Linked DNA regions of Homo sapiens: region 1 is linked to region 2. A link is a loop called in an ENCODE intact Hi-C map of the cell type or tissue named here. Cell type or tissue: heart right ventricle. All regions are shown on one strand. Each heading gives the region's core, and the rest is flanking DNA. Links, peaks and the distances in the headings are about the cores only. Region 1 overlaps SMIM15-AS1 (SMIM15 antisense RNA 1). Region 2 overlaps LINC03122 (long intergenic non-protein coding RNA 3122).

Region 1 (5,377 bases), core at 307-5,306, 490 kb before region 2:
CTGCTCACTGCAGCCTTGACTGCCTGGGCTCAAGCGATCCTCCCACCTCAGCCTCTAGAGTAGCTGGGACTACAGATGCATGCCACTATGCCCAACTAATTTTTAAAAATTTTTTTCTAGAGGCAGGGTTTCACTCTGTTGCCCAGGCTGGTCCCAAACTCCTTGCCTGAAGTGATCCTCCTGCCTTTGTCTTTCAAAGTGCTGGCACTACAGGTGTGAGCCACTGTTCCAGGACAAGATCTTATTTCTTTGTTTGAAAAGATCCTTAATCAGGTTTTTATTCTCTCAAATGTCTGTCAGAATACGAATTTAGAATAACAAGGAAATAAGGTCTGCTTTATTTACTTTTAAGAAATAAAATATTATTCATGTAAGTTTAGCCAAACTAACTAAACCTGATGCTGTTAATGAAATAGGGCCTGCCTTTGCATAAGATAATTCCTGTGTAGTATATCACACCACCAGCCTCTTCAGCACTAGTGTACTCTATTGCAATTATATTTTATAAGTAGAGCCTTATAAAATTCTTTTGTCTATTGAGAATGGAAGTCCTGTGGCAGTCCCATGCCATTTTTTTTCTTAAAAAGTATTTTTCCCTTGATTGGTGCAAAATTATATCTCATTCTAACCCATGTCAAAGTTGTAAGTAGTGAAACCAGAATAAGATTCAGATAATATTAAGATAATAATATAGTTTAATAATAACAATTGAGTGTGTCTAAAAGACTTTGAGAGTTCTCTTACCTGCATCTTACTTTGATGGAATTGGTTTCTTCCCTAAATTTTATTTTGTGAGGTTTTTTACTTCCATTGAAACATAATGCAAAACATTTCTTAATAGGCACATTTATGTAATATTTATTTATTTTTATTTATTTATTTATTTTGAGGCAGAGTCTCGCTCTCTTGCCCAGGCTAGAGTGCAGTAGTGCGATCTCAGCTCACTGCAGCCTCCACCTCCCAGGTTCAAGTGATTCTCCTGCCTCAGCCTCCCGAGTAGTTGGGACTACAGGCGTGCACCATCATGCCCAGCTAATTTTTGTATTTTTTGTAGGGATGGGTTTTTACCATATTGGACAGGCTGGTCTCAAACTCCTGATGTCGGGTGATTTGCCCGCCTCAGCCTCCCAAAGTGCTGGGATTACAGGCCTGAGCCACTGTGCCCAGGCAGTGATTTTTTTTTTTTTAGCATAATCAGATTTTAGTGATATTTGAAAGTTTATACAGAAGAATAATTTTTTTTAAAGCTACTTATTGTGGCCAGGCACATTGGCTCATGCCTGTAATCCCAGCCCTTTGTGAAGCAGAAGCAGGTGGATCACCTGAGGTCAGGAGTTCGAGACCAGCCTGATGAACTTGGTGAAACCCGTCTCCACTAAAATTAAAAAATTAGCTGGGCGTGGTGGCACATGCCTGTAATCCCAGCTACTTGGCAGGCTGAGGCAGGAGAATTGTTTGAACCCAGGAGGTGGAGGTTGCAGCAAACAGAGATCATGCCATTGCACTCCTGCCTAGGCAACAAGAGCGAAACTCCATCTCAAAAAAAAAAAAAAGCTACTTATTCCAGCTCTTTGGGAGGCCGAGGCTGGTGGATCACCTGAGGTCAGGAGTTCGAGATCAGCCTGACCAACATGGAGAAACCCCGTCTCTACTGAAAATACAAAATTAGCCAGGCATGGTGGCGCATGCCTGTAATCTCAGCTGCCCGGGAGGCTGAGGCAGGAGAATTGCTTGAACCCAGGAGGCAGAGGTTGCCGTGAGCCGAGATCGCGCCACCGCACTCCAGCCTGGCAGCCTGGGCAACAAGAGCAAAACTCCATCTCAAAAAAAAAAAAAAAGTTACTTATTGAGTACTTAGTATGTACCAGGTGCTGGGCTAGGTGCTTCACACTTATTATCACTAATCCTGAAACTAAACAACACCACAGGATTGTATTTTTATACTAATTTTACAGATAGGGAACCAGAGACTTTAAAAATAAAGCAGGAATTTTAAGTATATCTGGCCAAAATCTCTGCTCTTTTTTAATCGAAAAACAAAACCATTGTAGAATCAAAAAACATGCTTTCATTCTATGAAATCAGCGTTTTTTGTCTTTCATTTTTCTTGACAAAAAATGCTGATTTTATAATATGAAAGTATGTTTTTTGATTCTATAATTGTTAACAGATAATAACTAAAATCCCCCCAAACTTCAAAATTGCCTATTGCCCAGGTGGTGGCAGCATGTCTCAGAGAGCCAATGTGCTGGGGAAGGTTTTCTCCAACCTTGCCAGTTGATCGGCTTCTTCATCCCACATACATGACATTATAAACCTCTCAATTCTCTGTTGGGCTCTTTCACTGCTATTAGACCAACCCATCGGTGGTTCATGGTCCCATTAGCCTCATCTTCTGAATGGGTCATACTCTGCCTGTTTCAGCCTATTTTCCCTGCAAAGTGTGACCAAATTGTTTTCTGGAAAACTCATTTAGGCCTATCCTATAAGTTGTTTCAGTTAGTATTTTTCCAACCATTATTAAATGTTGTTTGGCAGAAACACCTCCTAAACTGTTAGTTAATATTATTAAGAAATGCTTGTTTAAATTAGAAGGCATGCGTCTCAAACTTTGGAATACACCAATTAAAGGAGATAATGAAAAGCTTATAAAAGATAGAGGCCGGGTGCGGTGGCTCACGCCTGTAATCCCAGCACTTTGGGAGGCTAAGGTGGGTGGATCAAGAGGTCAGGAGATCGAGACCATCCTGGCTAACATGGTGAAACCCCGTCTCTACTAAAAATACAAAAAAATTAGCCGGGCGTGGACTAAAAACACAAAAAATTAGCCAGGCGTGGTGGTGGGTGCCTGTAGTCCCAGCTACTCAGGAGGCTGAGGCAGGAGAATCACTTGAACCCGGGAGGCGGAGCTTGCAGTGAGCCGAGATCGCGCCACTGCACTTCAGCCTGGGTGACAGGGTGAGACTCCGTCTCAAAAAAAAAAAAAAAAAGGATAGAATTAGTCTTCAAAATAAGAACAATAAAATTCAATAGGGAGCAGTACAAGGTTATATAATTTGGAAGGAATGCATATAAATATATAGCAGATTACTCGTTAAACTTTCATTAGCCAAAAATTGCTTAAAACGTTCTTTTCATATGTTTGCAGGGCTACTGCCTTCCTAGAGGTTTCAAATGAAGTGCTACCTATTACAAAAGGCTTCTCCACCCCCATAACATTTTTTTTCTCCACAGCTTTTACCTCAATCTGATACCTTGTTTACTGGTTCACTGTCTATTTTTTCCACTAGAATGTAAGCTATATGAGGTCGGTTACCCCAATACCTAGAACATTGTTTTAAATAATTGATTTCACGATGTAGCATTGTTGCTTACAAATAAAACTGAGAATGTTTGAAGGAATTATGAAATAATTTAAATCCTGGATATTTGTGAAGCTCATAGTAAAGTGCCAAACTGTTGAAGTATGTTTTGAAAGTGGTGAGATACCCTAGTAGGAAGAGGTCTAAAAGATTAGTAAGATGTTTTGGGAAAGGTTAAAATAATTGTAGTTATCGTGTTAATGAGAGAAGACTAGTTACTTAATGATTTCCAACTTCGTAAAAGTATTTACAGGAAAGTCGTGATTCATCATTTTCATTGATAAAAAGAATTAGTCCTAGGCCGTAGGTGCTACGATTTAAGATAAGAGCAAGCTAGACTAGAGATCTAAATAGAGATCTTTGAAAATGGGATAAGAGTGTATACGCAGACTAGATGCCCTCACTAGATACTTTCCAGCCTGTGATTCCAAACGCAGATTGTGGGAGAAAGATTAGATAGCAGGTGCTTCTGTTGTTGATAATTCCTTGCTACCCATGGCCATTGCCATTTTAAAACCAATTCAGTGTGTTTTTTGAGCGTAGTCAATATAGGTGATTATATATTGCTGTTTTGGGTAGTTTATATTTGTTGACATAATACTGAAAATTGGATGTGTGCTTTTTTAACTCCAAGACTTCATATTTACAATGCTTAATCTCCAGAATGCCACCATACATGTACATGCTGCAAACTAATTCCCTGTAGTTAGCAGCCATCCTTTTGGAGGAGTAAAATGTCCAGTAAATCTGAAGCCTTGGGTTGTAGTCCTGCTAAAATCGTAAGAGACCCTAAACTTTCTGGCTGAAACTAGAGGATCAAATATTAGGCCTGTCCCTATATGATTTTTAGCTATGTCAAGTAACTTTTTATTTCTGTACTGGGTTCTCCTAGCCATTAAATTAGAATTGCTATCCCATTGGGAAGACTAATTCACGTTTAAGAAGCCTTCAGTGTAAAAGCTTTGTATTGCAAAAGCAGCCCCTAGCACGATTGCCTTCACCAAGTAGCATTTTAATTTAGACCTTCTACCTTCACCTAAGCTAACTGCTTAAAGTAACCATGCAAAAATTTTTAACTGCATTTGCAATATGATGTTGTCAAGGGTATTGTCCTCTGTGTCATATTGTGCCCTTTTACTTTTTTATTTTTTAATTTTATTAGAGATGGGGTCTTGCTGTGTTGCCAGGGCTGGTCTCAAACTCCTGGCCTCAAACAATCCTCCTGCCTCAGCCTCCCAAAGTGCTTGGATTACAGGCGTGAGCCACCACACCCAGCCTCAGTGTCCTTTATATAAAGTCCCATGTAAGATATATTAGTAAGTGATTCTTAGAATAGTTTCGGAAGCCACTTTTTGATAGTGAAAATTTTGTCAGGAAGCTCAAGCCAAATTTGAAATGCACGTTTAACGGTCATCCTAACCTGCATACTTGCATTTCTTTTTAAATATGCTTTTCCTAGAACAGATATCCTTTATCATTATTGTATATGTTCACGTAGGAAGACATCGCAATCCTTTGTGAAATAATGTGGGGTACAGGTTGCCTGTAGGTAAAGTGTTTGAATCTCAGAAGTTTACATAGAGACCCCTGATATGTTAACAGGTAGTTACAAGTAAAATTCTCCCATTGATCCAAATTTTTATGTTTATTTTTAAATCTCATAACTATTCAGAACCATTAGTTCTCATTCAGAACTGTGGAACGTAAGAAATCATTTGGAATTGCATCCCAAAGTCTAATTCTAAAAGCTAGTTTGTGTCTTTAAAAAGCTTTCAGAGTATAATGTGTATATTTGGAATCTACTTTAAAAAGTGAACAAAAATTTAATGATACCAGGCTATAAATATAGTTTCCTAAACCATCAGTTACACATCCTGGTCCCTCACTTAAAGACATCCTGGTCCCAAATTTTTAGTTGCATCTGCTGAGTTCAGTTTATGTTTTTAGGCTTCCTGGCTTAAAGTAAGGAAGTAGAGCAATCTGAAATCAGAAACTCCATTCTGTTTCATATATGT
Region 2 (5,377 bases), core at 123-5,122:
CATGCTCACACATAAATGAACCATGACAGAGATAGACTGTTGAATAGAAAAAGCAGTTTTACTGTGGATAACCTTTCTTGAATAAATGCAACAAATAATAAAGTCTGAAAAGGGGGAACATGTACCTTAGGAAAGCAGTGACGTTCAGAACCAAACGGTTATTATCTTTTTGGGCCATCAAAAATTGCCCATTTATCCAAGTACATTATTGAGAGAAAAGCTAAAAGTGCTATGATTATCATAAAAATGATGGCAGTTGAATCTATGCAGTCTTCAATATTATATCACATAACAAAACCTAGTTACAGCTCACCAGGATTGAAAAAGGAGGCATTGTTTGTGTACCAAATGGAATCCACAATTGTTCTTAGAAAATGGTGGCACACATCTTAATTAAAAGAGCAGAAAAAGAATCTAAAGCTCTTCTTTATGTCTTTAAAACACTTCTCCTTTTTTATTAAAAGAAGAAAAAAACAGAACTCCCAGTAGAAATTGTGGAAACTCTACATTTCAATCAAGACAGTCAAAAGAATGATTTGAATTTACAGGCCTGTAATTGGAACAAATTGGAAACAAAAGAAGAGCTCGTTTAAGCCACGTGATGTGGCCACAGTGCTGCCGTGTACAGTATGTTAGAAAAAAAAATCATGTTTCTTTAAAGCAAAGCTAACTCCACTGCAGGCTCTGAGCAATTTGCATAAATGTCTCTACCATGATTTTTTTTTTATTTATGGGCCCTAAGTTTCTAATTAAATACTAATTAATACTATCACCAGAATTGTCTCCCATCCCCAGCTCTTCATAGCTTTGTCACTTTGATTAATGCACAGTCATTTATTAACTTATTTAACAAGCCGGGGTGCCTCATGACAAACTAGATTAAATTATCCTCATAACAGTCTCATTACTGGAAAAAGGGAGTTTTAAACTTAATAAAAATTATCCTCAATAATGTTAAAGCTTTTTCACCATACCCTTAAAAGACAGAAATAGGTTTCTTGTTTGATTTATAATATAAGGAGTTGTATAAAGCATCCATTAATAAAATTTATAAGTTCATTTAAGCTTGCACATTACAGTAGTGCTGTAGCCTTGGGTGCTTATTATTTAACTTTTGCTGTAGTTATGAAGATAATTAATGTGCTGACCAGACAGGGACTAAAATACCCACCAGAACAAGATAATTAGAGACATAAATAATGTTTAGGTTCTTGTGTGCTGCTCTTAAAATTAATTGTTTTGTTTTCCATCCAAACTTGATAAAGAAGAAAATAAGAGTTTACCAAGGAACTGTACGATGAAGGTGAGATGTTTGTTTCGGTGGACTGGCAAATGCTAGCAAGTCTGGCAGTTTTTGGGCTGGAGGAGGGAGCAGATGTGTCAGGGGATTTGGCTCCTTCTGGGAAACTGTTCGACCCTCATTGCTCTCTGTCGCCCTCTGGTGGCCAGGTCCTGGTGACACGCACACCTTGCAGCCAGGCCTGTTTGTCAGTGGTAGGCGGAGGGGTGAGGCAGAAGTGGGAGCTGGAGGAAGTCTCTTCATTTAAGTGCTGGGATAAACTTCTCATCTCAGTCAGATTCCAGGAGAAGGGGGGCCCCAGAGGGAGCTCAGCATATCTATGGCAGCAAATCTTCCTTGCTGACAAAGCAGAATCCAGGAAGCTGTGGCTCACTCAGGCCCTGCCGGTCTCAAAATAAATAGGCACAAACGCTTTAAAACATGCGTGGAGCGCTGACCCTCCATGGGGCTGTGTGCTAAAATAAGTGTTCAGCATGTTCGGAGGGCAGATTCTCTTTTTATTTTCAGTTTCTTGCTAAAATAGCACCCTTGTTAAGGGTCTAGGTGACCCGGTAGGAAGAGCAGGGAAAGGTATCTGCTGACGGAGGGTCTACTGTCTAAATTTCCTTCTGGCCTGGGCCGTCCTGAGTCTTTGGGTGGGGTTGTGGGAAAGGCGCAGTAGCTCCCTGGTCAAACAGGGAGCTGCCACCCTGTGTAGACAACACTTCACCACTGACAAGGCACCTTGGCATGTATCGTGCTGTCTTCACCCCTCCAGAGCCCTGTGAGACCAGAGGGAGGGACTGTTACTATGGTTGCTGAGGGGTCACGTGCTGATTTCAATCCACAAACCGGCCGGCTGGTGACTTCCTTGCCGGGAAGAGCACCTGGCTCCTTTTCTTTCGGTATCTGAAGTCCTTTCTGCTTTTCCGCACCTCACCCCCAGTTCTTCTCTCTCACACCCTCCTTCTCCCGCTCACCTTTTCTTTTTATCCTTGATTCAGAGCAGAGATAACAATAACTCTACTTGTTCTCATACTAAAATAGCTCACTTGTCAAAGCTGCAGGGAGACTGGTGCCGCGGAAATTCTGTGAGCAGAAGAATGGCTGGGAGAATTTTCTCCGAGTTTAGATTAGAGCGCTTCATGGTCAGAGTCCTCTCCCATTCACTCCCATCCCTGGGAGGTAAAAAGACAGCAAACGTCTTCATGATTTATAACTCTTGTTTAGCATTGATTCAGAGCTCCATCTTTGCAAGTCTATTAGTAGAGACCTATTAGTGGAGGTTGGCTTTGGCCAAAAATAGATCAACGTTAGGCCAAATCTTAGCTACCTGATTCATTCAGTTTCCTCCAGGCAACTTCATTTGAATTCAGGGTATTAGGTTCCCAGGCTTGCCCAGGATTCTGCTTGGGCAAGGAGGCCAAATTAAATGAAACAGGGCCTCTAGGAGCCAAGTGAGGGGATGTCCTAGATTAAAATAAAAGCGCAGGAAGAGAAGAGCTCTCGGTCGGTGAAGGAAGGTGAAGGCCCAGGTGATCTTATTCCTGTCTGGGTCCTTCCACTGGAGTTCCCACTGGCTTCATCATGATGGCCTCAGGAGTGGAGGGGCAGAGGGGAATGGTGGCTAGATGGATGCAGGCCACAGATTAGGGATGCATAGTTGGGAAGAACACAGGAGAAGAAGAGAGAGTTTTTCAGTGGTGCTCAAACTTTAATGGGCAAAACTTTGTTTAAATGCAGAGTCCCTTGCTCCAGTTTCAGACTTGCTAATTCTCTTAGTCTGAGATGACACCAGGAATCTGCACTGATAACAGGGCTTTAGTGACTTTGATTCAGGGGTCAGTCCATGACCAGTCATTAAGAAACACTGGACGAGGAAGGGAGAAAGAGAAGATAAAAGAACTGTAGGAAGTGAGGGAATTTTGCCTAAATCATGTTTACCTCCTGAGAAAGTGCCATAGCTGTCTTCTCTCTCTCTCTCTCTCTGTGTGTGTGTGTGTGTGTGTGTGTGTGAGAGAGAGAGAGAGAGAGAGAGAGAGAGAGAGAGAGACAGAGAGAGACAGAGAGAGACAGAGAGAAAGAGATGCCCTCCATGGCCAGAGAGGAAGGTAGGTCAAACACATATCCTTGGCTCTTCCAGCACCTCTCGTTGTGCTTACCCTGGAGGCCCTGCTCAAATCCAGTCTACATTGTGTCCACTGGAGGCTGCTCTTTAAGCTCTGTCACTCTCCTGCTCACCCCTTTGCTCTGACAGCGGCATCCTTCTGTGAGGGGACATCTGAAGGAAATGGGGGTACAGCTGTGCCCTGAGCCAGGGTTGCTGCCAGCATTGAAGAGAAGATTGAAAGAGCCCTATTTCCCACCTCCATACAACCTTCTGGAATAGTCAAGTGCCAAAATGGCCTTAATTAAACTGCCTCAGGCACATTCTGAGGGCCAGTCTATTGCTTGGGCCATTATGGGCAGACAGAGGTGCTGTGAGGGTAAGGTACCCTCACACAGCTTCAGAACTAAAGGCGCCCCAGCTGGGATGTCCTGACCTGTCAGGGCTCTCTCTATTGTTCTCTTCATGCCTTGGTAACCACGTAGGCAGAGCGATGTGGATGCCACATGTGTGCACAGATCAATGCATTCATGGTCACAGGCAAGTGCCAGGCACTGTGCTGGGTGCTGGCAATAGATGAAGATGAAAGACGTTTTCTTGCAAACTAGCTTCACTGTTGCCCCTTGAAGGCTCTCAGTGACATTGCCCTGAGCTGAAAGAGTATATCCAGAGGTTACTGGGACTGAGTGTGTCTTCTAACACCACTTAGACACCTGGCAGAGAACAGGACACTCATGACTAGACTGGCTCAGGGATGGCTTTGTAGGGTGGATGTGACAGAAGGAGAAGAGAGTGATAGGGTTTAGGGCTGTGGTCCCTAAACTGGAGTACACACACCCTCAGGGGCTGTACAAAATGCTCCAATGGGAATGGGCAGAAAATACTGAAATGCTTATTATATTGGCCTTCTAAAATCATGTCATTTGTGCCTTTCCATTTTCGTGATATGTTTTAAAATGAAGAAAATGTCAGCCCAGTAGTAAAATGTATGCGATTTATGAACATATTGGGGCTATGTGCTCGATTCTTTTCTTGCTTCATTGCTGGCTGTGCACTACGAAGCAGGTTCATAGGCTGTTGGTTTAGGAAGGGGGCTATTGTAAAAAATGGGGCTGAAGTGCTAGGCCCTGGAGTGTAGGTGGGAGGGGGAAGGAAGCAAAACCAAAAGGGGGGGATGAGAGAATGAGGAAATGGGAAGAGCAGACATGGACGGGCTCAGGGAGATTGAAAGTCAGGGGCAGCGGGTTGAAGGGAACCGGGATCTCAGTAGAGGAGGCTGTGATGAGGCTTCAGGATACAGGTTGAGAATATCTCAGGTGGGACCACTCTAGGCCATTCGCAGGTTAGGGGTGTCACCAGGTGAGGGAGGGAAAGAAAGGGACGGCAAGTGTATTGGATGTGCTGCCCACAGGGAGGGACATTAAAGTGCCCACCCTGATGGCAAGATCTAGGACAGAAAAGAAGACAGTAAGTTACCAAGGTGTGAGCGGAAGGTTCAGGTGGTTTTGGGCAACCAGGTGGCTAAGAGAGGGTGGGGGGGGTTTACATACAGGTAGAAGGACACAAAGCCCTTTCCAGTCCCCAGGAGTTTGGGGCCATGAAGCGCTCACTACCTGGGGTAGGCTGGGCAGCACCCGGGAGAGCCACGGTCCCTGCGGTCACAGGAAGAGGATGGAGTGCTCCGCCCTCCCCACGAGCTTGGTTGCGTTGCTCACCCTGGAACCAAGGTCCCAGAGGGCACTGGAAGAGCCTTTGGATGTGAGGGATGCAGCGGGAGTGGGTGTCTCGGTGGTCAGAGCAGCTGGGGGGAGCCTGTGGGAGGGGAAGGGACAGCAGAGGGCTGCTCACACCGCCTGCGCCTCCTGTGTGCGCTGCCTCTACATGCTCTGCTTGGGATTTGTGGAATCGATTTTGTGAGCGTCACCAGCTTTTTAACAATATTATTATTTTAAGGAATGTACAAATGTCTTTTCATTCAAAAACACAAAATA

The links. Hi-C counts contacts between places; a loop is a spot of excess contacts. Peaks named below come from ENCODE experiments on the same cell type or tissue, not always from the same donor. Only the 100,000 strongest peaks of a DNase experiment are listed, where the experiment ranks them.
Region 1: it touches region 2 in a loop (2.5-fold over the local background); 53 of 110 quality-filtered maps call a loop at or near these places.

Annotation. Positions count from the first base shown.
Region 1 is chr5:61,165,397-61,170,773 of GRCh38, forward strand. All of the region lies in intron 1 of SMIM15-AS1 (SMIM15 antisense RNA 1), which reads left to right. Among named protein-coding and RNA genes, the nearest start is that of SMIM15, 5.6 kb to the left of the region's middle. In heart right ventricle, for the core only: a CTCF peak has its summit at 2,221 (motif pointing right); no DNase peak of the experiment used is centred there.
Region 2 is chr5:61,657,274-61,662,650 of GRCh38, forward strand. All of the region lies in intron 1 of LINC03122 (long intergenic non-protein coding RNA 3122), which reads left to right. Among named protein-coding and RNA genes, the nearest start is that of LINC03122, 22 kb to the left of the region's middle. In heart right ventricle, for the core only: a CTCF peak has its summit at 1,443 (motif pointing left); DNase peaks (open chromatin) are centred at 1,438 and 2,064; H3K4me3 peaks cover 1,240 bases.